Regions from separate parts of the Homo sapiens genome. Here regions 1, 2, 4 and 5 are each linked to region 3. Evidence: chromatin loops called from intact Hi-C (ENCODE). Cell type or tissue: endothelial cell of umbilical vein. All regions are shown on one strand.

Region 1 (5,000 bases), 65 kb before region 3:
ATGGAATATTCCCTGAGCTGGTGTTTCCAGTCTTTAGTCTAAGTTCTAAGACACTGAGCATTCCAAAACCCCTACTGTTCTGTTTCCCAGAACAGACCTTTCTTCCCTATTCTCCAGCACCCTCTGTTCCTTCCCCTTTCCTTTCCTTTTCTTTTTCTTTTTTCCTTCCTTCCTTCCTTCCTTCCTTCCTTCCTTCCTTCCTTCCTTCCTTCCTTCCTTCCTTCCTTCTTCCTTCTTTCCTTCCTTTTTTCTTTAATGGGAGTGAGGTCATTTGTGGAGCTGTCACTGCTCTGCAAGAGGGCAGGCATGAGGGGTGCCAGGCCCTCCTGACTTCTACCTTCTGATTTGTATGGTTTGTAAAATGAGCTGTATAAATGCCCAACATTTGATCAAACGAAACTGAAAGGATGATTGATGATGCGGGGATCAAACTTACCATTTGAATGTAGACCATTTTATTGGTAAAGATGAATGAGAATGATTTGGCCTGAAAGGGAACTTCAGATTTTTTTCCTAATTGAAGTAGTCACTTCTTTCAGAATGCTAAGTTCCCTGGAATATTTTCCCAGCCTACTGTGTCTATGATAGACTCAAATATTGGAAGTTTTACCGGCTGTGTGTGGGGTGGGGAAGGAATTCTGTTGGTTCTCCGGTGAGTCCTGAAGAGACCTTGTTTCTGGGTAAGTAGACCTAATCAGGGAGACTTAAATGTTTCTTGGGGGGGTTCTTCCAAACCATTTTGAGGATTTTCTTAAACTTCCAGAATTAGGAGGCCATTTATTAAGATAGTCTGAGGTATGGTGTCAGCCAACAAGGTGAGTTGGGATTTTAATCATGGTTTCAGTTTAAAGGCAAAGGTTTAATCATGTTTTCGGTTTAAAGATCATGCCGTTCAGTTAGCCCTTTGTTATGATCTAAAGGTGTTTGACAGCTTGAAATCCAAAAGGAGGTCAACTGAGGTATGGAGAGCTCCACATATTGGGCTAAAAGCCAGTCACATTTAGCATTTTGGAAAGTTATGTGAAAAATTGATATCGTCTGTTGTAAAACTGAAGCAATTGCCAAGCTTGTCCATTGTTCTTTTGCACTGAATTAACTCACTCTTAATAAAAGGACCGACACAGGGCCTTACACGGGTGGTCTTTGTGCAGGGCCCACCTGTGTATCTTGCTCTGATGGTTGTCTTTGCTCATAGCTCAATGATGCTGATTAAATGAGTTTAAGTGTGCTGGACAGTGTTGCACAAACTAGGCCATTTGTGTGTCTTTTCTCTTTCTCTTCCTTTGTAGATTATAAATTCAGCCTGTATTCTAACAAAAGATTTTCATTCCAGAATTTAAGGCAGTGTTCTTCTCTCAAAATGATATGCCTCACAGATGGTCTAGGGCAGCCAAGTGGATCACATAGCCCTTCGATCCTGGGAAGTGTCAGGCCTTCCAGTTTTTTTCTGACCATTCAGCCTTCACACTGGTTCCCTTCTAGTCTTGGACTGTTGAGGGGTAGAGTCCTAGTTGGTCCCAAATTGCCCCTTTCCTGGGGACCAGGGTGGGTAACAGTTGGGTTCTGGGCTCCTTGGTAGTTTCACTCCCTTCCTGTTTGCAACCATAGCAGAGCTTTGGATCATTCTGGAGGGACTTGAGTCCCCTGGATTCCTGAAAATGACCTAACCTTTTTGGATTCCTAGAACCAGACCTTCTGGCACTGGCCACAACAGATGGAAGCCAATTTTTCAGAGACCCAAAGGACAGACCAATCGTAGCCTGAATCCCAAGAGTTCAGTGGGAGACACACTGTATTCGTCTGTTCTCACACCGCTACGAAGAAATACCCGAGACTGGGTAATTTATAAATGAAAGAGGTTTCGACTCACAGTTCCACATTGTTTAGGAAACTTACAATCATGGCAGAAGACAAAGGAGAGGCAGGCACCTTCTTCCCAGGGGTCAGGAGGGACTGAGGGCCAGTAGGGGAAATGCCAGATGCTTATCAAACCATCAGATCTCATGAGAACTGACTATTACTAGAACAGCGTGGGGGAAACTGCCCCCATGATCCAATCACTTCTTACCAGGTCCCTCTCACGATGCGTGGGGGTTATGAGGATTACAATTCAAGGTGAGATTTGGGTGGGGACACAGCCAAACCACATCACACACAGTGAGTGGAACAGGGTAATGAATTTAGAGCCCCAAACCTGAACCCCATTCTTGCTTTCTCATTATATGAGCTCATCAATTATTTGTCCTGCCCGAGCTTCCGTTTCTTGACTTATAAAATGAGGATAAGAACATGCACCTCACAAGGCTTTATAGAAAAGAAAGGAGATGAAGTGTGTAAAAACGTGATATAAGCTATCATAACATAGTTAATCTTCTTTATAGATTTAGGAATTCTTCTATTGTTGGTACATACGTTAGTACAGGCACATTAGAAGTTTCTCAGTAATTTTTTGGGGTTCAGGGAGTTGTTTTGGCAGCCCCATGCTAAACGTTTTAATCCTTACCGTTTATAGGGAGGCAGTTGTTTTTATTGTTGAGAGAAAAAATAGATTTCACATAAAGGGATGAAAAATGTAAGGTCTTTTGTTCTTTTTATTAATTTCCTTCCTTTCGTCAGTGACTTTTTGTATTAAGATCTACACTCTTGATGGGGAAAGCAGACCTCGGCTTATTGCTAGGTTTCAGGGGAGTGGGGGAGGAGGGAGAATGAAAAACAAGCAGGATGTTTCCTCCTCCACGGAGCTGTTTATAAGCTTTTGGCAGCATGAGTAACACACTGTGCTCGTCTAGTGAGTCTGGCTCTGCGGCTCTGAGGCTTGCCCATTTGCATATAGGACTAATTGATTTATTGGGAGAATGAGACTTAGAACCTTTAGGATGGAGATGTTACCTTCCAGTCTCTTGTATAGTAAAAGCTACTATGATTACTTTCAGTAGATAAACAAGTTGCTTTATGTAGTTGTCCTCGTCAGGTAATAGCAGCAGCAGCAGCAGTGACAGTTGACATTAACTGAGCAATTATTAGAGGTTAGTCACTATTCTAAGTGCTTTACATGTGCTGATTCCCGATCTGCACTGCCACCATATAAGGTAGGAAGGCGGATATGGTAGTTTCCCATCTTAAAGGCGAGAGAATCCAGCACAGAGGGGTTAAATGACTTGCCCGGGAGCACATACCTCGTTTAGGGGCTGGCACAGTATCTGGAAAGATGATGACTAGGTTTTAGGGTGTTGGATCAATGAGTGAATGAGTAAATATGCCCTTCACAGTGTCTGTCACAAGGCAAGGACTCAACAAATGGCAGTTTTTAGTCATATTGCTCTGGAATTGGACCAGAGAACTGGAGTGTTTGTTGAGATAGAAAGTGTGTTTGTAGTAGCATATTTTATTGGAGACCTTGGGTGACCAGCTTTCTCAAGAAAAATACGGAAGCTCATTAGGAGCTAACCTCTGACTTTAGCTTGGGCAGTTTACCCATTGTCCATGAGTTAGGCCATTCATTCATCTTCCCCTCTTATTTCCATGTATTATGCAGTGGTTAAGGGTATCAGCTGTGGGAGGAACAGCCCTGGTGCAAAACCCAGCACTGCCAGATACCACCTGTGGGCACTTAACCACTTGGGCCCAAGACTTCTCCTCTGAAATGAGGGTGAGAGGATCCAGCACATGGCTGGATACATTATCCATGGAAATACACCTATCTCGAGGGTTGTTGTGAGCACCAAGTGAGCTTATATACAGGAACAGCTTCCAACAGTACCTGGCACACAGTAAGCACTCAAGCAGTGTTACCTGCTCACACCATGATTGTGGATATCTATTATCATCCACTTCCTCAGTCCCCTGTCACAGCCCTCAGAGAATTTGAGGTGTTCACTAAAATGACACAAAGGTGAAAAAACAAAACCAAGTAGACACTCAGGGCCAGGGGGTAAATGTGTAGAAGATGAAAGTGTAGACCTCATAGAAAAAGACATAAAGGCACGCCTGGTGGCAAAACATGCTCCGCAGCCCCGCAGCCCCGCAGCCACGCAGCCACGCAGCCACGCAGATACACAGCCAGTGTGAAAAGGGAGATTGTCATCCTTTATGGAGCCGTCATTGTCAGAGAGAAGGAAGCAAGTCAGTCCTCAGGGGAAGCAAGTCAGTCCTCAGGAGAAGCACAGTGTTCTCAAGCACCGACTTCTCAAATAAATTACCTTTATTTCTCTTTTTAGAACATGTTCTCTAAGTGCTACACACCTGGCCGCAGGTGGGCCCCATCAAAGGCTCAGATGCTCCGGCCTTGTCTTTCCCTCTCACGGCCTGGAGTCACCACCCTTTAGCCCTTTGTCTGAACTGAATTCCTTGAAATCAGTTGGGCATTTTATATTTTGGTTTGTGGTCAAACCTCATTAGCCAAGAAGGGATGAACCATACCACTTACTTTTGTATAGCTAAAGGTCTGGGCGACAGTGGCCTTGAGGACCCCTCACGAGCAAAGTCCTGAGGCAGGACTAGGGACAGGCCTTGGAGCTTCTCCCGAGGAGGGCCGGCGCTGCCCTTGCTCCTGGCGAGCAGGTGTGTGCTTGCAGGGGTGGGGGCAGTGGGCAGGCGCCTTTCCCGTCTGCTTGTGTGTGTCCAGAGCTGTCAGACCCATGTTCCTGGTCACGTTTGCAGTGGCACGGGGTGCTCCAGCCACCGCCGTCTGGTGCTCTTAGCCAGACGGGGCCACATCACGCTCTGGAGAGGGCTGGGAAGGGCCTTAGGGTCTGGCCTCAGATGCTGACCCTTATCTGTTTGTTTGCTTCTTTTCAAGGGCTACAGAGCCAGGAAGAGGAGCATAGAAAGAAAAAGGAACAGGAAATTGTTCAAAAGAAGTTCATGAAATGAGAAAAGCAGCAGGAAACAGCTCGGGAATCGGCGAGGCTGCAGCCGAAGGAAGTGTGTCTTGAGGGCCAGGCGGGCCAGGGGGATAAACCATCCAGACCTTTGTGGCTCCTTCCTTCTGGGCCCTCATG
Region 2 (5,000 bases), 380 kb after region 3:
CTAAAGGCAAAAGAATACCCTTGAGCCCTTAATAGCTTAAATATAGCAACTATATGCATCACTTCACAGTCTTTCACTTGCAGCCTCTGTCAATGGGTTTTACTTTAAGGTGCATTGTTTGTGTTAACATGAATTCTGTGTCATTATTCAAATAGTAAGCTCATTACAAAATCTTCAAGCCAGCTTTCTGTTTAAAATTCCATTTTATTTTTATAACACATTAATTTATATTCTAACTATAAAAAAATTAAAAATAGTTGGGACTTTCAGAAAAGCACTAAGAATAAAATGTAAATCTCCTGTAAAGAGTGGAATTGATCTAAAAGTGAAGGGCTGAAAGTTTGAGGGCATCTCTCATTCTCCTCTAAATGCAGTATGTCCTCTCAGCAGCTTCCCCAGCTGAAAGCGGGGCCATTTACTTTGCTTAAAGCATTTGCCCTTCTAAACTTTAGATTCCTTTTCTGCTAACTGGGGATTTATTTCAAAGGACTACAATGAGAATTAAATAAGGTAATGCAAGTAGGGCACCTAAAACAATGCCCAGCTCGGAGAAGATGCTCCAAAATATTAGCTCTGGGTCAGGCAGGGTGGCTCACACCTGTGATCCCAGCACTTTGGGAGGTCGAGGTGCGAGCATCAGTTGAGCTCAGGAGCTCAAGACCAGCCTGGGCAACATAGCAAGACCCCATCTCTAAAAGAAAAAAGTTGCTGGGCATAGTGGTGTGCACCTATAGTCCCAGCTGCTCAGGAGCCTGAGGTGGGAGGATTACTTGAGACCAGGAGTTCAAGGCTGCAGCAAGCTAGGATCATGCCACTGCACTCCAGCCTGAATGACAGAGCAAGAACTTGCCTCTAAATATATATATATATAAATATATATATATAAAATACATTATATATAAATATATATTTATATATTAAATATATTATATATAAATATATATTATACTCTATATATAGTAGCCCTGAGGCTTCATCCAGAGCAGAACATCCAGCGGGTATTCCATCAAGGAGTGTTTGCTTGCTTCTAAAGAAGAACATTCTAGCAATCAAAGCTGCCCATAACTTAAGGGTGTCCTGTCAAAGTGTCATATCAAATAATTTACCAGAAACTTTCAATAATAAAATTGAGAAACGCCTCCTTCAACTCTCTTAATCTCGTTTTCCCTGTAAAATCGGATTCTTTCTCTGGTCCCTGCCACTTAATTTCAGATATTGCTCAATTCATATTGAATTTATATTTTATGCTATATGCCAGGCATTGTGTTAGATGCTGTGGTCCAGCAGTGAACAGGATGGGCATGGGCCCCACCCTCGGGGAACTGCCAGCCCCAGAGCTGCAGGCATCTCCAATGCTGATGTCACTGTGGAAGTAGCTGCATTCCACATGGAGGAAACTGAGGAACCACGCTCATTCTTTTACTGACAGGGTTTTCCAAGGGATGGGACATGCATGGAAATAATTAATAGAGGTGACGTAGAGATTCCCAGGACCTCTGTTGGATCCAATCTGCAACCTGCCTTGGAGACGTCATCTGTGGGTCTTGGAGGTGGAGAGGAAATGCCTGGGATCCTAGGACTGCGTCACATTGATGCCCTTTCCCCTGCCTGCCCCCTCCAAGCCTTGGCCAGCCTGAAAGGAGCACATTGAGAAGTAAAACCGCATCCTCGGCTGCTTGAGTGCCTTTGCAAGACCTTCTTTTTTTATTATTATTATTTTTTTCTTCTGAGACAGAGTCTCCCTCTACCGCCCAGGCTGGAGTGCAGTGGCATGATCTTGGCTCACTGCAACCTCTGCCTCCCGGGTTCAAGCAATTCTCCTGCCTCAGCCTCCTGAGTAGCTGAGATTACAGGCACCCACCACCACACCCAGCTAATTTTTTGTATTTTTAGTTGAGACAGGGTTTCGCCATGTTGTCCAGGCTGGTCTCGAACTCCTGACCTCATGATCCACCCACCTCGGCCTCCCAAAGTGCTGGGATTACAGGCTTGAGCCACCACACCCGGCCTCTTTATGCACTCAGATGGACAGACGTGCTGTGCAGACAGTGGCGCTGCTGGGCTCTTTTAGAGAGGGACTGTCTCCCTAAATTGAAAACAAATTCTCCAGAAGTACAGGAAGCATACACAGGAACCAACCCAGTTAAATGAAGAATAACAGTTTACTGTGGCTCCTCAGTGAGAAGCTTCGGAGGGGATCCAGCAGCAGGCTAAGTCGTGGCAAGGTTGGATGAGTAAAAGAGAGAACGAAGACAGTCTCATAACCACAGCCTGTCCCTATGCCACCTCCATGTCTTGCCCTTCCGGACTAGTCACATTCTCACACACTCTGGCACACACACACTCATGCTCATGCTCACACTCACACTTACATGCACACACACACTTTTCCAGTTCAATGCCATTCCCCCGGATTGCTGCGGGTATGTGCCACCCCTCCCCCGCCCTTTCCCTGCATCAAACCAAAGACCACGTTTACTCACAGCCCAACCTTCGGGAAAACAGACCTCCTGGGCTGCTTCCTAAACTTCCTCTTATGCATCAAAAACACATTGTCCTTTCAAAGCTAGGACCGAGATAGGACCGAGACCTAATATTTCTCCCATGAGTCACTACATTACGCGTTACCAAGAATGCAGACCGCCTGTAAGAAGCCGTGCAGGTCCCTTAAGTACCTGAAGTCACAGCCACTTAACTCCAGCTGGACACATCCAAGCTGGGCTCACCAGTGTCTCATTGACTGGTGATCATGCGTCAGCCCTGTCAGGCCACCAGCCTGCCTAAAAGTCAACTCTCAACATGGCGTTCCTTTGCCAAGGAACCACTTGTGGGCAACATGGATGTCCACCCCTGGGCGTGGACAGGATGTAGTGGGTGTACTTCAGTGGTACTACACAGCCCTTAGAAGTCATTGCCTGTACGCACACTTGGTAGTATGAATGAATCTTAAAATCCTAGTGCCAAATAAAAAAGCCAGCAGCAGAATAACATATACGAAATCCCAAATCATTTACATACATTAAAGCAAAATGCATCCTAAGAACTAGGCAGCAATATCACTTATATAAGAACATGCACAAACACAAAGAAGGATGGCAAATGTATTAGAAGCAAGCCATCCCGCTATGGATGGGGAAATGAGAATACATAAGCAAATCAAGAGAGGGAATGTGTAGGGACCAATGATGGTAATATGTCATGAACTGCAGGATCTGATTAACTTAATCCTCTAATTTTCTTCACCAGAAGTCAAAAAAAGCAGAGGGACGTGGGGAGGACACATACATCTCTGACCTTGTTTACTGGTTTGTTTGTTTTTTTGGAGACCGAGTCTCACTCTGTCGCCAGGCTGGAGTGCAGCGGCATGATCTGGGCTCACTGCAACCTCCGACTCCCTGGTTCAAGCTATTCTCCTGCCTCAGCCTCCCAAGTAGCTGGCATTACAGGCACGTGCCACCACGCCCAGCTAATTTTTTTTTTTGTATTTTTAGTGGAGACAGGGTTTCATCATGTTGGCCAGGATGGTCTCTATCTCCTGACCTCGTGATCCACCCACCTCTGCCTCCCAAAGTGCTGGGATTATAGACATGAGCCACCGTGCCTGGCTGGTTTATTTGTTTATAGAGACAGGGCTTGTCCTGTCATCCAGGATGGAGTGCTGTGGTGTAATCATAGTTCACTGTAACCTTGAATGCCTGGGCTCATGGGCTCAAGCCATCCTTCTGCCTCAGCCTCCCGAGTAACTGAGACTATAGGTGTATGCCACGGCACCAGGCTAATTTTTAAAAAAATTTTTTTAGAGATGGGGTCTTGCTTTGTTGCACAGGCTGGTCTCAAACTCCATCTTTAAGTGATTCTCTTGCCTCAGCCTCCCAAAGTGCTGGGATTGCAGGTGTGAGCCACGGTGCTCTGCCTGGCCTAGGTTTACATTTCCAACCTCAGCTCCCACTTCCTTGAGCCTCAAGCCAAACAGGATGACCTGTGACTCACACAACACTCCCGATTCTTCGCCTTTGATTATGCTGCCCTTCTATGGCCAAGTCTGCCCCACACTTCCAGGGCCAGCTCCGGTGCTGCCCCCTCCACAGGCTTCCTCCTGTCTTCCTGAACCACCTGCTACTTTCTCTGCCCCACACTGCAGGCACTGGTCAGCATGTTTCGCAGCATGTCCTTATTTGTAGGCAGAAGTGACCCCAGTGGAGCCTCTAGGGTGGGGCTGCTCTGTTCAGGGAGGCTGTACACAGGGGCTTTTTGTGTCTTTGGCCATCTGCGCTCCAGATCGCAAGGTATGTCTTCTAAGCACACCCTTCAAAGCACTTCCTCTGAAAGGAGCACTTTCTCTACACAGAGATGCAGTACTTTCCCAGGAGAGCCCATCCCGAAGAAGAGGCCCACAGACAGATGCTTGGTGAATGGACAACTAGCAAGAGGACATCCACAAGCCCTTCTATAGTTAAGCCCTAGGCTCTCTTCCCATGCCCAAGACATCTCTCTGGCATCCCCTTTCCTCCCTTCCTGCAAGACCCAAGACTCAGCCGGGCTGCCTCTTCCCTTGCAAACTACTTCCACCCTGAGCCTCCTCTAAAATGGAACCTGACTGTGGAAGCCATTCTCTTGTTATTTGGACAACCACTCCCCACAGTCCCCCTCAACAATAGGTACTTAATCGGAAGCCACCTAGAGTCCTACAAACATAAAGATCTGGGAATTGGAAACCTTAGGAAGTGGTGAAAGCTCCGTTCCCTGTCTTCAGTGTGTAGATAGTCAGTAACAAACATTTCTGAGCACCTGTTATATGCTAGGCACTGATTTTGACCCTGGAGACATGATGGCGAGTAAAGGAACGTGAGCCCTCCCCTCATGGGGCTGGCTGATAATCTACTTCCCAGGGTGCAACTCTCACCCACTCTCCAAAGACAAGAATGTGAATTTTGCCAAATTCAATTTTCATTCCCCTGGGGCCTGTGCAGTGCTGGCAACAGAGGGGAGCCACTGGCTGG
Region 3 (5,000 bases):
TCTGCCCTCCTTTGAGTAGATCATCTTGTCCGTGGAACCTGGATAGAGGCCTTAGGCTGAAGACAGAGGAGAAATCTAAGCTTTTTGTTTTCAGAGAGAAAAGAGACAGCATGTGAGTTTTGAGTGGAATCTGATCCTAGAGACAGGCAGCCGGTACCCCAGTCACGAGCAGGAATCCTGCGGGCCCAGTGGGAACTTCCCATCCCAAGGGAATGCAGGGACAGGCTGCTCCCCCCGCCCCGCCCAGCCCCTGACCTCCCCCTGCCTTCCCTGCTTCAGCCACAAACCCCTTGACCTTGTTGTTTCAACTGCAGAACAGGCTCCCCAGCTATTGTTCTTGGAGATGATTCTGTGATCTTAGGACCTTTGAGAAAAGAACAAACAGCTAGGAAAACACAGGGTGGTTAAAAGATGTTTGTGATGTTTGTGCCGTATGGAACAAAAGAGGCATTCGGGAGACTCAGCATTGTTCTGCGGAGTGAGGACGAAACAGCCCTCGGAGGCCTCCTCTCATCTGGGGGCATCCAGCTCATTGTCGTGGAATGTAGCTCCAGCCATCGCTTCATTGTCAGGCCATATACTCTGTGCGGGGCCCGGGCTAGGAGTGTGTTTACACTTGATTCACTTGGAATCCTCTCCTGGTTTCTGATCCATTCTTTCTGTCTTCTTGTTGGGAAAAGTGGCTCATGTTATCACCCAGTCACTCATTTCATAGCAGCTACCCAGGTCCCTTACTGGATACCCTTCATCGCCTGTCCTCAGCAGGACCAATAAAGTCATATTTATACAGCAATCTAAGGTCACATAGTCATTTTATGTGATTTCCCTTATTGGATTTTTATATCAGCTTCACTATATATGTTATTTCCTTTTTTTTTTTTTTTTTTGTTTGAGATGGAGTCTCGCTGTGTCTCCCAGGCTGGAGTGCAATGGCGCAATCTCGGCTCACTGCAACCTCCACCTCCCAGGTTCAAGTGATTCTCCTGCCCTAGCCTCCCGAGTAGCTGGGATTACAGGCGCGTGCCACCACACCCAGCTAATTTTTTTTTTTTTGTATTTTTAGTAGAGACAGGGTTTCACCATGCTGGCCAGGCTGGTCTTAAACTCCTGACCTCGTGATCCACCCGCCCTGGCTTCCCAGAGTGCCGGGATTACAGGCATGAGCCACCGCGCCTGGGCTTATTTCCATTTTTTCAAAGACAAAACTGAGGCTCAAAGCAGAGAGGTGACCTGCCTGCTGATGTACAGCTAATGACAGAGCCCCAGAGGAACGCAGTGCTCTTAGAACCCCACTGAAGATTCCTCCTTCAGGGAACTACGTTTCGAAAGTTTACTACGTCACCTCCTTCGGGAATTCTGAAACATTGTGTACTCGTATCTTTACCCGTGAAAGCTGTTTCTGGGATTGGCGCTGTCAACTCCAGGCCCAGGTCTCTCTAATTCTGGGTTGGTAGGTTTTGCATTAATGAGATTTAACTCACCATGGTTCATTTCTCCCTTTGCAGTCCCTTGTGTATGCCCCTGGGGCATAGGTGCCTGTGGCAAGTCTGTGAAGGCTGCATTCTCCCCCAGCTTGGAATGCCCAGTGCCCCTGCTGCAGCCCACAGCCCTTCAGAAGGTGATTGCAAGGAAGCCAAGCCTAACCTCATCTTCCGTTCCTTCTGCCATGTCCACACCTGGCGTCACCTGTGCAGCCTTTCCTGCATGAGTCATGGCCAGGCAAGCTCGGTGACATGCACTGGGAGCCCGGTGTGGAAGCTGGGAGGCAGTCATTGTGTAGTCACGCTAGTGGTGGCCACGGGCCATGGGGCTCCTAAGGAAATTAGAAGGACCTTTGGAACTGCCTTCCTCCCCACCCTGCTCTGTATCTCCTTCAGAGTTTTTCTGATAGGGGTAGTGCTGACTTGTTCCTTGGGAAGGCTTGGAGATTTGGGGTCTTCGCCTGCATCTTATCAAAATCCCTGTGTCTCACTGGAGGAGTAAGAACCTGACCTGCCATCAGGAAATGCCTTAGATGAGTGCTCAGCACCGGTGGCAGGACTGGGGATGTTTAGTTAAGATAAGAGAAAGCCCAGGGGGGCATTATCTCTGTCTTCATATGGGACAGGAAATGTACTTGTTCCTTGTGGCTCTAGGGGGCAGGACGTGGAGCAGAGAGCAGAAGCGTTAAGGGGTGAAATTCAGCATCATGTGAGAAAGAACTCACTAAAAAGTCATTTTCAAAAAGTAGAACATGCTGCCCTGAGCAGAGTGAATTTCTTCTTCCTGGAAATTTCCAAGTGTTATTCCGACGGGGAGGCTGTGGCCCAGGGGCCCAGGAATGGGAACTCCAGTGCTGAGTGGCACTGAGATGGCCACTGACCTTTACACTTATTGGCATGTAATTAGTCCCCTCCACAGTGTCCTGTAGTGACAGCTACCCACAAGAGCTGAGCTCCGGGCAGGCACCACAGAGGGAAAGAGGGCCAGGGACCCCTCATTCTTATTGTTTCCCTGGATGTGTGCATGCATGTGTGCGTGAGAGAGGGGGGTGCATGGAGTTTTTCCCTTTGTTTCCACGCTACCCCGACCCCTACTCCACACCAAATAACTCATTTAATAACTTGGAATCCTCCCATATGTTTATCTGTGCTTATAAAAGTCATAGACACTTATGACACACATCAACACATAGATACATGTACAAGTTTTTAAAAATTGTTTTATAAAAATGAGATCATATGAATCAAATTTACTGCATGTTGCTTTTCTTGCTCATCAGTACTTCATAGAAAAATCCCTCAAGTTCACTGGTATGCCTCTCTTATTTCATTCTGCTAATGTAGTCCATAGGATGGATGGCCCACATCTGATTCAACATTCTTACTTTGATGGCATTCATTTTATCTCTAGTTTTTTCACTTATAAATAATGCTTCCACAAACATTCTCATTTGTACATATGGACGCGTGTGTGTATGTGTCCTTCCGAGCTAGTGCTTTTATTTCCCAGGCATAGATTCCCAAGAGTAGGAGTGCTGAGCTGAAGGGGATGTGTGTGTGTGTGTGTGTGTGTGTGTGTATACACTATATATATATAGGATGTTTCCAGATTGTTTTCCCAATAAACTACAGCAATTCTCACTTCCATTAATAGTACATGAAGGCACCTGTTTCCACATCCCCGTAGCATCAGTTGTGATTTCCTTGTTTGTGCTGGCTGGGCTGATGGGTGGGCAGTAACACTTCATTGTTACTTTGTTTCATTTCTCTGACCCCTGGTGTGCCTGAGCATTATTGTATAGGATTATCTGCCATCTGGATTGCTCTTCCCCCAATCACCTGTGGGACCTTTGCCTGTTTTGCTCCCGAGGTTCCAGAAAGGAGAACAAGGCTTTCTGGGTCAGGCAGGCAAGCAAGTGTGTTTCCGTCTCAGCCTTTACCTGGTCCTGGAGATGGTCAGCCCTCAATGACTTACCTTCCCTTTCCCTTCTGCACAGTTTTTAGAGTCCCCAGAAATGGGAAATTAAATCTTATTCTCCCAAGCGTCCCAGGGTAAGGGTGAGGGAGAGAGCAGGAAATAGAGTTGCAAGCCGGTGAGAGCTGATAAGTTGTCCTGTGGATTGGTTCTACTGTCTCTCTCTTGTGTTTCCTGGGCCAAGTTCCCTCCCTTCTTGCTGATGTGCACTTGGCAGTGCACCTGTAAATAGTTTGGATCTTGACTGATGTTTCTGAAGCTTCAAGTCTCACTACTCAAAGTGTAGTTCATGGACCAGAAACAGAATCTCAGACCCCACCCCAGACCTACTGACTCAGAATCTACATTTTAACGAGATCCCCAGATAATTCACAGAAACATTAAAATTGGAGAAGCATTGGCTTAAAGCATTCTGGTTAGAATTTGTGAGGGGAAACAGACACGCTTAGAACTTACTTGCCCAGAAATGTTGCTGCAGTTGAGAATGTTTTAGATGTGTCAGTAGATCCAGCATGGTGCAGATTCCACCGCTCGTGGTGGCATGCCTTCTTTCTCTTGCTCTTGAGATCTCATAGTGCATGTCACCTACCAGAACACAGCGCCCCTCTGCCTTGGGTGACAGGAAAGCTCAACACACCCCAATCCAGCTGCTTCTCCCTGTCGCTGAGTCTTATAGGCCCATCAAGTCCACGTAAACAACCTGTTTTAGATAGCCCGACTCCGTTTGTGGCAAATAGTGCATGCTTCAGCTGCCTGACTTGAGTTTCCTGCCATCTCCTGAGCGGCCCAGCTCCTTATCACTGTCCCTGTCACCTGTCCTCGGTCTTTGTCTCCTGAGCCTGAGGACAGCCTCAGCGCCTCCAGTTTTCATACAGAGCTGCCCCCATCAGACCCTCTCGCCCTCTGACAAAGCACTGTTAGTTACTCTCTAGATAACCGAGGTCCGGTCCTGGCCTGCACCTGCCGCCCTCCTTCCTCCACCTCGGACGTGAACACCTCAGCTCAAAGGTGAGAGCGCACACGGTGTGCTGCCGGAGCCAGACGAGGGGGTTACTGCTCCGCACCAGATGAAGGGAGTCGTCCTGTAAATAGCTGTGCTTTCCAAACCACTTCCACTGTGGCTCCTGAGGCCTTCACGCGTGCTCGGTTTGCCAGGCAGGGTTTATCAACCAGGGATCGCGTAGGAAGCAGAAACCACTCCAGGTGGTGTAAGCAGAAGGAGTTTCTTGTTGGAATTAGGTGCTTACAACATTGTTGGAGGGGCTCAAGGGGCAGGTTTCCGGCTGGGCCTTTTGAAGGACTCCTGGCTAGTTCAGAAGCAGCTGTTGCCAGCCCACAGCCATTCCTGGACTCTCTAGGAGGCTGAAGGATGAACAGTCTAAGTTGAGGTCTGAGGATTATGGAGTTTGGACAGAAATCACCACCACTGCCCTGCTTTTCTGGTACTCAGGAAGCGGCAGCACGACCTGGGTTCAAGGTGACTGGGACCGTCTAACCAGCAGTGACAGCCAGAAGCCACATTCTCACCGGGCACGTCTCATGTG
Region 4 (5,000 bases), 78 kb before region 3:
CATTGGTGACTTGAACAAGCAGCTTCGCTGGAGCAGAGAATTGTGATCCTGAGCGGACGGGATATATAGTTGTCTTTTTTATAGGACTTTAATTTGTTTAGATAGTTTCAATTTTTTGCCATTTTATGATGCCATACTATGATGCTTGTGAACATCTTTAGGTACATAGTGTTTCTTAATATTATTTCCCAAGGATACTTATCAGAATAACATTTCACTATAATGCCACTAATATTTGGTTCTCAGTCTGTCCTTTGAAGACACTTTGAAATAACATAGCTTTTTTTTTTTTTTTTTTTAAATTGAGACTGAGTCTCACTCTGTTGCCCAGGCTGGAGTGCAGTGGCGCGATCTTGGCTCACTGCAGCCTCTGCCTCCCAGGTTCAAGTGACTCTTGTGCCTCAGCCTCCCGAGTAGCTGGGACTACAGGCGTGCACCACCACGCCCGGCTAATTTTTGTATTTTTAGTAGAGACGAGGTTTCGCCTTGTTGGCCAGGCTGGTCTCAAACTCCTGATCTCAGGTGATCCACTGGCCTTGGCCTCCCAAAGTGCTGGGATTACAGGCGTGAGCCACTGTGCCTGGCCACATTTTTGTTGTAAATAAATATCCCAGAGGAAAATGGAGACTAGCTGCTATTGTTTTAAGTTACAAGCTAATTGAGCCATGAAAACTCATTGCCAATTCAGTACCAAGAGGTGCAGAAGATAATTGCCTCGGTGCATATTGATTTTTTCCTATCCAGGGTGGTTATGCTGTGAGGTAATTGACAACACCGGGTTTTAAAAAGGATATACTAGTCCCAGTGTAAAATATTTTTCCTCCTGCTAACTGCTCTGCCTGTCCTCAAATGTGCTACTTTTTTTTTTTTAAAGGAAGTGACAATTAATGACTTGTCACTTGTTCAGCCAACATTGATAGCCAGTTTAGTCTTGTCTCATCCAATATTCCTTATTACTTTGGCATTTTAATTTGTACAAAGCCGTTTTCAGTTATCTTCTTTTCTTATCCTGTTACATTTGCTTTTACACGGTTGGGTCTCCTGAGTTTGCATCCCAAGCAAGTTAAAATTCCAGGCAGGTTATTTTTTCAGATTTAAACAGAGAAGGCAGAGGCCTCCTTTCTCCCTCCCTATGTTTTCATCGCCTGCCTGACTCATCTCTGGTCTCTTTCTCCGCCTATCTGCCTGTGTTATGTTTTCTTCCCCTGAGATCTGTTGCTGAAAGGCTGACTGCAGGAGCAGTGCTCAGCTCTGAGGGGGCATACCTATTGCCCCAGGGGTACTATTTGTACATGTCGGGGTTGTTGGCCCAGTAGTGATGCTGGCGGGGATGGGGAGGAGGCAGGACCCTGTAGGCTGTGGGGAATAGGGCAGGGTGAGTGCCACAGGGCTAGGGAGCATCTTGCCCTGCTTCCTGCCGCACCCTGCAGGATGGCAAGGCCACTTTCAGTTGGCAGAACTCTGTTGTCCTATAGGACAGATGCTAGCCACATGTGGCCATTTTTGTTTAATTAATTAAAAGTAAAGAAAATTAAAAATTCAGCTCCTCAGTCACACTAGCTGTATTCCAAGCGCTCAGTAGCCACATGTGACTAGCAGCTACTCTATTGGACAGTGCGGGTGCGGAGCGTTTCCATCAGGCACAGGGTTCTGCTGGACGGCGCTGTCCTCCAGGGCTTGGCTGCTTCCTGGGTGATTGAAGAAGCCAACATTGAGGGGCCTTGGAGACTGGCAGTGGCAGGTGACCTGGGCAAGCAGGCTGCAGCCTCGGGCTAGCCTGGAGGGAATGGCAGTGCCAGGCAGGGAGACTGAGGCAGTGAGGAGAAAGAGGGACTGTGACTTGGAGGTCCTGACCAGGCTCAGGCTCACTGGAGCTCATTGGATACTTCAATGCAACAGGACTGTGTCTAGACCATGGCAGGTGTGGCTGGCGGTGCTGAACTCCTGCAGGCCAGAGGGGTGAGCCTGCTGGAAGGGGCTCCAGCTGGGGTGCAGGAAGAGCATTCCCAGCACGGCACTGCCCGGGCCCTCCGAGCTGTTCCTGAGAGCTGTATGAATGGAGTTCCCGGGCTGGGCAGTAGGGGAACTGCCAGAGTGAAGGGACCAGGGCACAAAAGCTTTTCATTCATGAATCTCTTTCATTTACAACAAACCACGGGTAGCCTCTCCCCAGGGATCTAGATGGTTCCAGGAACAAAGGAACACACAGAAAAGAGAGTCCTTTTATTTTTTTAAAGCTGAAAGAGGCTCTGTCCAGTGGAAGAACTGCGGCCACTTCTCAGTGGGACTTCTGACTGGAACAGTCTTAGGCGCCTGAGCGACTCTGAGGAAGGAATCCGTGGTGGTCACCCCTGGGGAAGCCAGGCCACCTTCTCAGAGCACTTCAAGCCAGGCATGTCTTGCTGGTAATAGCAATGACATTGAGTATGACTGTAATAATAATAACTGCTAATACAGAAGGCTTACTGAGACCCAGGCATTGTTCTAAGTGCTTTATATGAATTCACTTAAGAGAACATTTATGAGAACGGTAGCCAGCTTTATCACTGGAGGGTTCTCAGTGGCCCTCCATAGCATTTAACGTCAACAACCATTGTAGTAACAGCTGCTGTTTTATGGTTTAAAGAGAATTTTTATGTACATTGTCCTTTTAAAAAAAAAACCCAGCTTTGTTGAGGTACAGTTTATACCATCACATTCATCCATTGCAAATGCACAATTCTGTGGTTTTAGTAAATTTATAGGTTTATGTAACCACGACCACAATTCGGTGTTAGAACCTTTCCATTCCTCCAAATGTTTCCTCTGCTTGTTTGAAGTTAATCTCTGCTCCTACCCTAGCCATGGGCAATCACTGATCTGCTTTTTGGTTCTCTAAATTTGCCCTTTCTGGTAATTTCATGTAAATTGAATCATATAATATGTAATCTTTTCCACCTGGGTTCTTTACTTAGCATAATGTTGTTCTTGAGGTTCATCCATGTTGTAGCATGTATCAGTCATTTATTCCTTTCAATTTGTTACACAGTGTTCCATTGTGTGGCTGTCCCACGTTTTGTTCGTGTGTTTGTTAGTTGATGGACGTTTGGACCGGTTTCACTTTGGAGCTATTATGAATAATGCTGTCGTGAGCATTATCTTTGTGTGAACATATATTTTCATTCTTATTGGGTAAATTCCTAGGAGTAGAATTGCTGGGTCATATGGGAAATTTATGTTTAACTTTGTAGGAAACTGCCTGTTTTCTCAAGTGCTTGTACTCATTTATATTCCCTTCTGGGAGGCATGAGGGCTCCAGTTTTTCCACAACTTCTCTAACATTTGCTATTGTCAGTCTTCTTACTACAGCCATTCTGGGAGTGTATAAAGGTATCTCATTTAATTTGCATTTTCTTAAAGACTAGTCAGGTGAAGCATCTTTTCATGTTCTTGTTAGCCCTTTGCATATCTTTGGTGAAATATCTGAATAGATATATAATTGAGTTGTTTATATATATATAATATATATATTAATTGGGGTGTTCGTCTTCTTATTACTGAGTTGCAAGCATTCCTTATATAACCTGGATGCAAGTTCTTTATAAGATATACGATTTACAAATATTTTTCTCCCAGTCTGTGGCTTATTTTCATTTTAATATTGATTTATTTTTTATGCACAAAATTTTTAATGTTGAAGTTCAGTTTATCAATTTTTTTATTGTATGGATAGGGCTTTTTGTGTCATTATCTAAGAATTCTTTGCCTAACCCAAGGTCAGGAATATTTTCTCCTGCAACATTTGTTTTCTAGAAGTTTTATAGTTTTAGCTATTACATTTAGATCTATGATCCATTTTGAGTTAATTTTTATGTATGATGTGAGATAAAGGTCCAAATTCTTTTCTTTTATTAATTTTTTTGCATTTGTATATCTAATTGACTGTCCTTTACCCGTTGAATTACAATAGTGATAAGTAATAATAATTACCTTCACATTTTTGTTGAAAATATATTGACTATAAATGTGAGGATTTATTTCTGAATTCCCAATTTTATTGCATTGATCTATAAGCCTTTCCTGTGCCAGTATCACACCGTCTGGATTTCTGTGGCTTTGTAGTTATTTTTAAGATCAAGTAGTGTGAATTTTCCAACTTTGTTATTATACAAAATTGTTTTGGCTTTTTTAAGTTTTTGCATTTCCATATACATTTTAGGATCAATTCATCAATTTCTACCAAAAAGTCTGCTGGGATTTTGATAGTAATTTACATATCAGTCTGGGAGGAATTCCCATCTTGACGGTGTTGAGGCTTCCAATGCATGAACATGAAATGTCTCTCCACCTATTTAGATCTTCTTTAGTTTTCTCAGCAGTGTTTTGCAGTTTTTAGTATGCGAGTCTTGTACTCCTTTTATTAAGTTTATTCCTAAGTATTTTATTATTTTAGGAATGGCTTTTTTTTTTTTTTTAGACGGAGTCTCGCTCTGTGGCACAGGCTGGAGTGCAGTGGTGTGACCTCCGCCCACTGCATCCTCCACCTCCCGGGTTCAAGCGATTCTCTTGCCTCAGCCTCCCAAGTAGCTGGGATTACAGGCGCACACCACCACTCCTGGCTAACTTTTTTGTATTTTTAGTAGAGACAGGGTTTCACCACGTTGGCCAGGCTGATCTTGAACTTCTGACTTTAGGTGATCTGCCCACCTTGGCCTCCTAAAGTGCTAGGATTACAGGTGTGAGCCATCGTGCCTGGCCAGGAATGGATTTTTTTGAATTTCTTTTTTTGATTGTTTTGTTGCTAGTATATAGAAGTGTGATTGATTTTATATCCTGAAACCTTGTTAAACTCCTTTTTCTGTGTGGATTCCTTGAGATTTTTAACATACAGGATTATGTCATCTGTAAATAAAGACAGTTTCCTTCTTCCTTTCCAATCTGATGCTTTTAATTAATCAATTGCTTAGTTAATTCATTTTATTTTTTGCCTTATTCCACTAGCTAGAACTTCTAGGACAGTG
Region 5 (5,000 bases), 190 kb after region 3:
ACCACTGTCTTGCTCTGGGACCCTGCTCACCTTGGTTTTATTCAGTTCATCACAGAGGTCCTCCAGGTCACGCTCCCCATTCCTGGCATCCTCACTTGCATCTGTGTGGACTCTGCTTCTCAGGTCACTGACCACATGCCAAGGAATGGCAAAGCACTAAGTTAAAACACGGTCTGCTTTGACGTGCTCCAGCCAACACTGTGTAGGAGGAAACTGGGAAGGCTGTCCTGGTAGACAGGCACTTTGTCCTCTCACTCTGGAAAACTTTAAGGAAGATCTTGCATACATTTGGGCATATTCAGAGACGGGCTTGTAAAAGGTTAAAGTGAGTTTTTTAGAAGTTATCAATTTGCTTTTCTCCCTTTGGACATTCTCCAAATGACACTCTTTTTGGAAAAAAATTTAAATAGTCTGAAACTCCATGAAATACACTTTAAAGCTGTAGTGGGCAGTAAAAATGTGGCATCTGTTTAACTGATTGCAATTTCTACTGGAAGGATCTGTGAGCAGCATTTTTAAAAGCTTTTTCTTTGCCTTTGGTTTCTCTTTGTGTCCCATTTGAGTAATTTCCTCTGACATCCTTCTGTCCCTGGGCCTAGAAGCCTGGTAAATAAGCTGGCCCCAGAGAGATCCAGGAGCCAGCAATATCCTGGAAACCTTAGGCCACGAGGTTAAGCACAAAACCGCTCTCTTTCCAGGAAGGAATGATTGAATCAGAGTAACGACCTTGGCTTTCAATTAGTCCTTGTCCAGCTTTTCCCACTGTTTTCCTCTCTGCTGCCTGCCCACCATGCCCCAAGCTGTGGAGGAGCTGGACCTGCTCCAGCTCTCCTGACCCTGGGACGCTGCACAAGTGTATCCTGTCATTGGTGTGTGCCTCAAGACTTCATGGGCCTACAAAGCTGAGCTGAGTCAAGCTTCCTCCCCAACTCCGAGAAGAATGCCTGTCAGGAAGCTCAAATATTTAGAGAATGTGAAATACAGGATTTTAATGGAAGCATTTTTCACCTCCTCTAGAAAGAGGCTATAGAGTTAGTGGTTGGTCTGTCTGCAAATTATTCTTACTCACCCTAGTGTGCCTTCCTGATTTCAACACAACAAGCTCTTGGTGCTTTTGTCTACCACAAAGAGATTTTGGCTGCAGTGATTCTCTCCACAGGTGCAGTCCAGTGGCTGTTGAAATGCAGGCACGGCTGTTAGTAAAGGGACCTGCCTCTGGATGTTCTTCTGCAATTATGGTGCCAGCCATGCTACAGGAAGACGTCAGGCAGGATGTCGAAACGTATTTCTAGATACTGTGCCTGGACTTGAGACCATGATGTTAGCAGCAGGACAGGAGAAACTCTAGTGTCTCTTTTGCTACTTGGCTCCAACACAAGTGGATAAAGTTTTCAATAATATTTTACTTTAAATTGCCATCCTTTCCATGGGAAGTGCCAAACCCTCTCCAGTCAATGCAATAGAGATGTTGCCAAAAGTAAAATTACACAATTTTTGCTTTGTCTGGTATGGTCTGTTGGATGAGTTCTCTTCTTTGCTGAAATAGATACATATTTATACATATCATAATGAAGATGCTTGAGGCTGGGCGCACTGGCTCACACATGTATTTCCAGCACTTTGAAAGGCTGAGATGAGAGGATCACTTGAGCCCAGGAGTTCAAGACCAGCTTGGGCAACACAGTGAGGCCCTGTCTCTACAAAAAAAAAAAAAAAAAAAAAAATTATCTGGGTGTGGTGGCACACGGTCATAGTCCCAGCTACTCCTCAGGCTGAGATGGGAGGATTGTTTGGGCCTGGGACATGAAGACCTGGGTGACAGAGTGAGACTCTGTCTCAAAAGAAAAAAAAATGCTCAAATTAAACATTAAAATAATGAAGTTGAGAGCATAATTCACATCTCTGGGCTACTGAGCTCCAACTACTTCACTGCTTTGGAATTTAAAAAAAAATCCTTGTGTAGCAGTATTGGCTTTTCCAGATGAAATTGGGCTGTACAAACATACTTTGAGATTGTGTGATTTCACTTAAAATGTGTGTCCTGGCTCAGAGACTTCATACAAAATCCAGTAGGTTCAGAGAAACATAATCCTTACTCTTGGATCACTTTAGAAAAAAAGAGTTCAGCCTTATGTGAAGCCAGAACAAAAATTTTTTTAGAGCCAAAGCCTTCCGTGTGGTGTTTGAGCCCGACTATTACTTCGTTGAGTGGGAATAATGGCGGCGGAAGGGAGAAGCCACGTGACTAAAGCAAAGTTCACGGTGTGACCGCTAGGGGATGGATCCGAAAAGTTCACGGCGTGACCGCTAGGGGATGGATCCGAAAAGTTCACGGTGTGACCGCTAGGGGATGGATCTGAGTCACACGGCACCAAAGTATCTTCGCAGCAGCGACTCTGTACTGGCCTGCAGCAACCTCAATTCTTGCCTCCCTGGAAGAAAAAATTTGACTAAGGGACATAAGACAGAATGAGAGACCAAGGCAAGTTTTAGAGCAGAAGTGAAAGTGCATTCAAAAGCTTTGGGGCAGGAATGAAAGGAAGTACAGTACACTTGGAAGAGGTCCAGGAGGGTGACTTGAGAGATCAAGTGCACAGTTTGACCTTTGACTCGGGGTTTTATATGTTGGCACACTTCCGGGTGGTCGCAACCCATCTCCCCTGATGCTTCCCTTGGGGTGGGCTGCCCACAAACATAGTGGCTTGCCAGCACTTGGGAAGGCCGCATGCGCAGTGTTTACTGAGGTCGTGCGCATGCTCACTCGAGGCGTTTTTCCCTTCCCAGTCCAGCATTCCTAGAGGAAGGTCATATACCAGTTAAACTCTGCCATTGTTCCTCTTAGTGCGCATGCTTGAGCTCAGTTACCAAGCCCCTGCGATCTCACTGGGAAGCTGCTGATCGCCAGTTTCAGATGTTTCTATCGATTGGAAGACTGCCTTTCCCTAGTGCTGGCTGCGACCAATTATTATTAATATTTTAAAGAGACAGTTAACAATCACCTGATGGTCGCCTGACATTCCTGGTCGGGGGTGGGGGGCCCTTTCCTGCCCTGCTCATGTCTGACTACCTACAGTAACAAAGGTCCTTTGAGACTCATCCCCCTGCCTCATTCCCTGACTCCCCATCAGCACTTGCTGCTGCCTCTCCACTTGGGAGGAAGAAGGAGTGTGGAGAGACTGAGTAGGCAGGGACAAGTGGGCAGTGAGAATTTGAACATATCTCCTTCAGTGTGGGGTGTATGATTTGCAGATGAGGAATAGACCGATAACATTTCTTTGACTTTGAAAATGCCTTTGACCCCTTGCAACACAAAACTTGCTTTACTAGCTTGGAAGACACATATGACTACATCTGTTTGTAATGTTCAGACTAATCACTTTAACCACCCCCACAGCCAAACTCACAGGAAGTTGGTCCCTCTTGAGATATTCCACCTTGTTTATCTGAGAATTCTTGTGCTCTCTCAGTCTGAAGGGACTTGTTGTGGGCTGAAGAAGGGAAGAACCAAGGCTCCCCCTCAGTCTTTCTCATTAACTGATTGGGTTGGGGAATCTACACTTAGGGAGGTCTAAGTTCCTTTTGTTCTCTGACTCCACATCCAAATGCTGCTAGTGGCCCATGGGGAGCTTTGGAGGAGGGTCTACTTGGACTTCTTTCCTGCCAGATCGTCCCAGACTCAATCATCTCAGCCCATCAGAGATCTTCTAATAGTGGGAATCTTCAAAAGGAAGGAGTCAGTGTTGCTTGTGAACTCTTCTCTCAGGAGGCTTCTTGACCTCTGCAAGTTCACCAGTCTCTTCCCAGAAGAGGGCAGTGAGATGGAGGAGGGACATGCTTATACTTGGTTTGGAAAATCTTCATGCTTGTGAATGAATGTAGGTTTAACCTTTTCCCACTCCCAAGGAGAATTCTGTCCACAGTAGGACGGTCTCACAAGACACAGGAGAGCTATGATGTTTCGTTGTGTTATGCGATAGAGAGTTTGAGGCTGTGGCAAGTGCTAGAAAGGCGTAAAATTTAATCCTAAGAAGTTTACCTTGACTTCAGCTATCTGCTCCAAGTAGAGGAGATACCTGGTAGCAGTGACATTAGTTTCAGAGTCCGCTCGCCTAGGCATGTGTGACTAACTGACAGTATATAGAACCTAGTCTGTGACCAGTTTTCTTTTCCCCAAAATTTTATTTAAAAAATTTCAATCCTACAGAAAAATATCAAGAACAGCTCTATAATAGGCACTTATGATCTGCATACTTTTCTGTAAGTATGTGATACTTCAATAAAAATTAAGAATAATATGATAAACATTCATATATTCTTCAGCTAGATCCACCAATTTTAATGTTTTGCTATATTCGAATTCTTTCTCTTCTCTCCTCCACCCAGACACACACAGAGAGATACACACGAACACACACATGTATTCATTATATATTAAAATGTGTATATATATGCATATATATTCTAATTTTATTTAACTATTTTAGAGTATGTTGCAGACATCATGATTCTTCATCCTTAAATACTATTTATTGCCTAAAAATAGGGCATTCTCCTACACAAACATGATCCTAGTATTACTTTGAGAAAACATTGATACAAAAGTATTATTGGGTAGTGCATGTTAAAGTTTTCCTAAGTCCATTGTATATGGATTTAAAAATATGTAGGATACAATCAAGGATCACACATCGCATTTAGTTGCCAAGTCTCTTTAGTATCTTTTAATCTAGAATAGTCCTCCTGTTTTCTTTTTTTGTTGGTTTTTTATGACACTGACATTTTTGAGAAGTCTAGAGAATTTGAATACTTCTGATTTACAGAACTTGAATATTTCTGATTGTTTCCTCAGGATGTATGTTAAACATTTTTGACAGGAATAGTACCTAGATGATATTGTTTACTTCCCATTCACTGTATTTCATGGTGGTGGGGTGGGGTAAGGGGAACCCAATGTCTTCTGGTCCCATTATATAAAGGTGATGTTAAAGTTTGATCGTTCA

The links. Peaks named below come from ENCODE experiments on the same cell type or tissue, not always from the same donor. Only the 100,000 strongest peaks of a DNase experiment are listed, where the experiment ranks them.
Region 1: it touches region 3 in a loop (4-fold over the local background); 6 of 110 quality-filtered maps call a loop at or near these places.
Region 2: a loop joins it to region 3, with 5 times the contacts of the local background. A loop is called at or near these places in 6 of 110 quality-filtered maps.
Region 4: it touches region 3 in a loop (4-fold over the local background); 8 of 110 quality-filtered maps call a loop at or near these places.
Region 5: it touches region 3 in a loop (14-fold over the local background); 4 of 110 quality-filtered maps call a loop at or near these places.

Annotation. Positions count from the first base shown.
Region 1 is chr3:195,180,314-195,185,313 of GRCh38, reverse strand. All of the region lies in intron 2 of XXYLT1 (xyloside xylosyltransferase 1), which reads left to right. Among named protein-coding and RNA genes, the nearest start is that of XXYLT1-AS2, 35 kb to the right of the region's middle. RefSeq lists enhancers at 1-1,076, 4,101-4,678, 4,679-5,000. In endothelial cell of umbilical vein, no CTCF peak of the experiment used is centred here; DNase peaks (open chromatin) are centred at 2,033, 2,703, 3,413 and 4,773; H3K27ac peaks cover 3,884 bases.
Region 2 is chr3:194,738,690-194,743,689 of GRCh38, reverse strand. All of the region lies in intron 1 of LINC01968 (long intergenic non-protein coding RNA 1968), which reads right to left. The region is part of intron 2 of LOC105374292 (a long non-coding RNA gene); the gene reads right to left. Among named protein-coding and RNA genes, the nearest start is that of LINC01972, 28 kb to the left of the region's middle. In endothelial cell of umbilical vein, a CTCF peak has its summit at 4,042; DNase peaks (open chromatin) are centred at 2,579 and 3,999; H3K27ac peaks cover 3,503 bases.
Region 3 is chr3:195,115,175-195,120,174 of GRCh38, reverse strand. The region is part of intron 3 of XXYLT1 (xyloside xylosyltransferase 1); the gene reads left to right. Among named protein-coding and RNA genes, the nearest start is that of MIR3137, 17 kb to the left of the region's middle. RefSeq lists enhancers at 1,998-2,057, 1,791-2,331, 2,332-2,874. In endothelial cell of umbilical vein, a CTCF peak has its summit at 2,138 (motif pointing right); DNase peaks (open chromatin) are centred at 444, 1,684, 1,864 and 3,374; H3K27ac peaks cover 3,846 bases.
Region 4 is chr3:195,192,741-195,197,740 of GRCh38, reverse strand. All of the region lies in intron 2 of XXYLT1 (xyloside xylosyltransferase 1), which reads left to right. Among named protein-coding and RNA genes, the nearest start is that of XXYLT1-AS2, 47 kb to the right of the region's middle. In endothelial cell of umbilical vein, no CTCF peak of the experiment used is centred here; DNase peaks (open chromatin) are centred at 1,130, 2,370 and 3,060; H3K27ac peaks cover 3,127 bases.
Region 5 is chr3:194,926,755-194,931,754 of GRCh38, reverse strand. No RefSeq gene overlaps it. Among named protein-coding and RNA genes, the nearest start is that of LINC01972, 160 kb to the right of the region's middle. In endothelial cell of umbilical vein, a CTCF peak has its summit at 2,319; a DNase peak (open chromatin) is centred at 794; H3K27ac peaks cover 3,704 bases.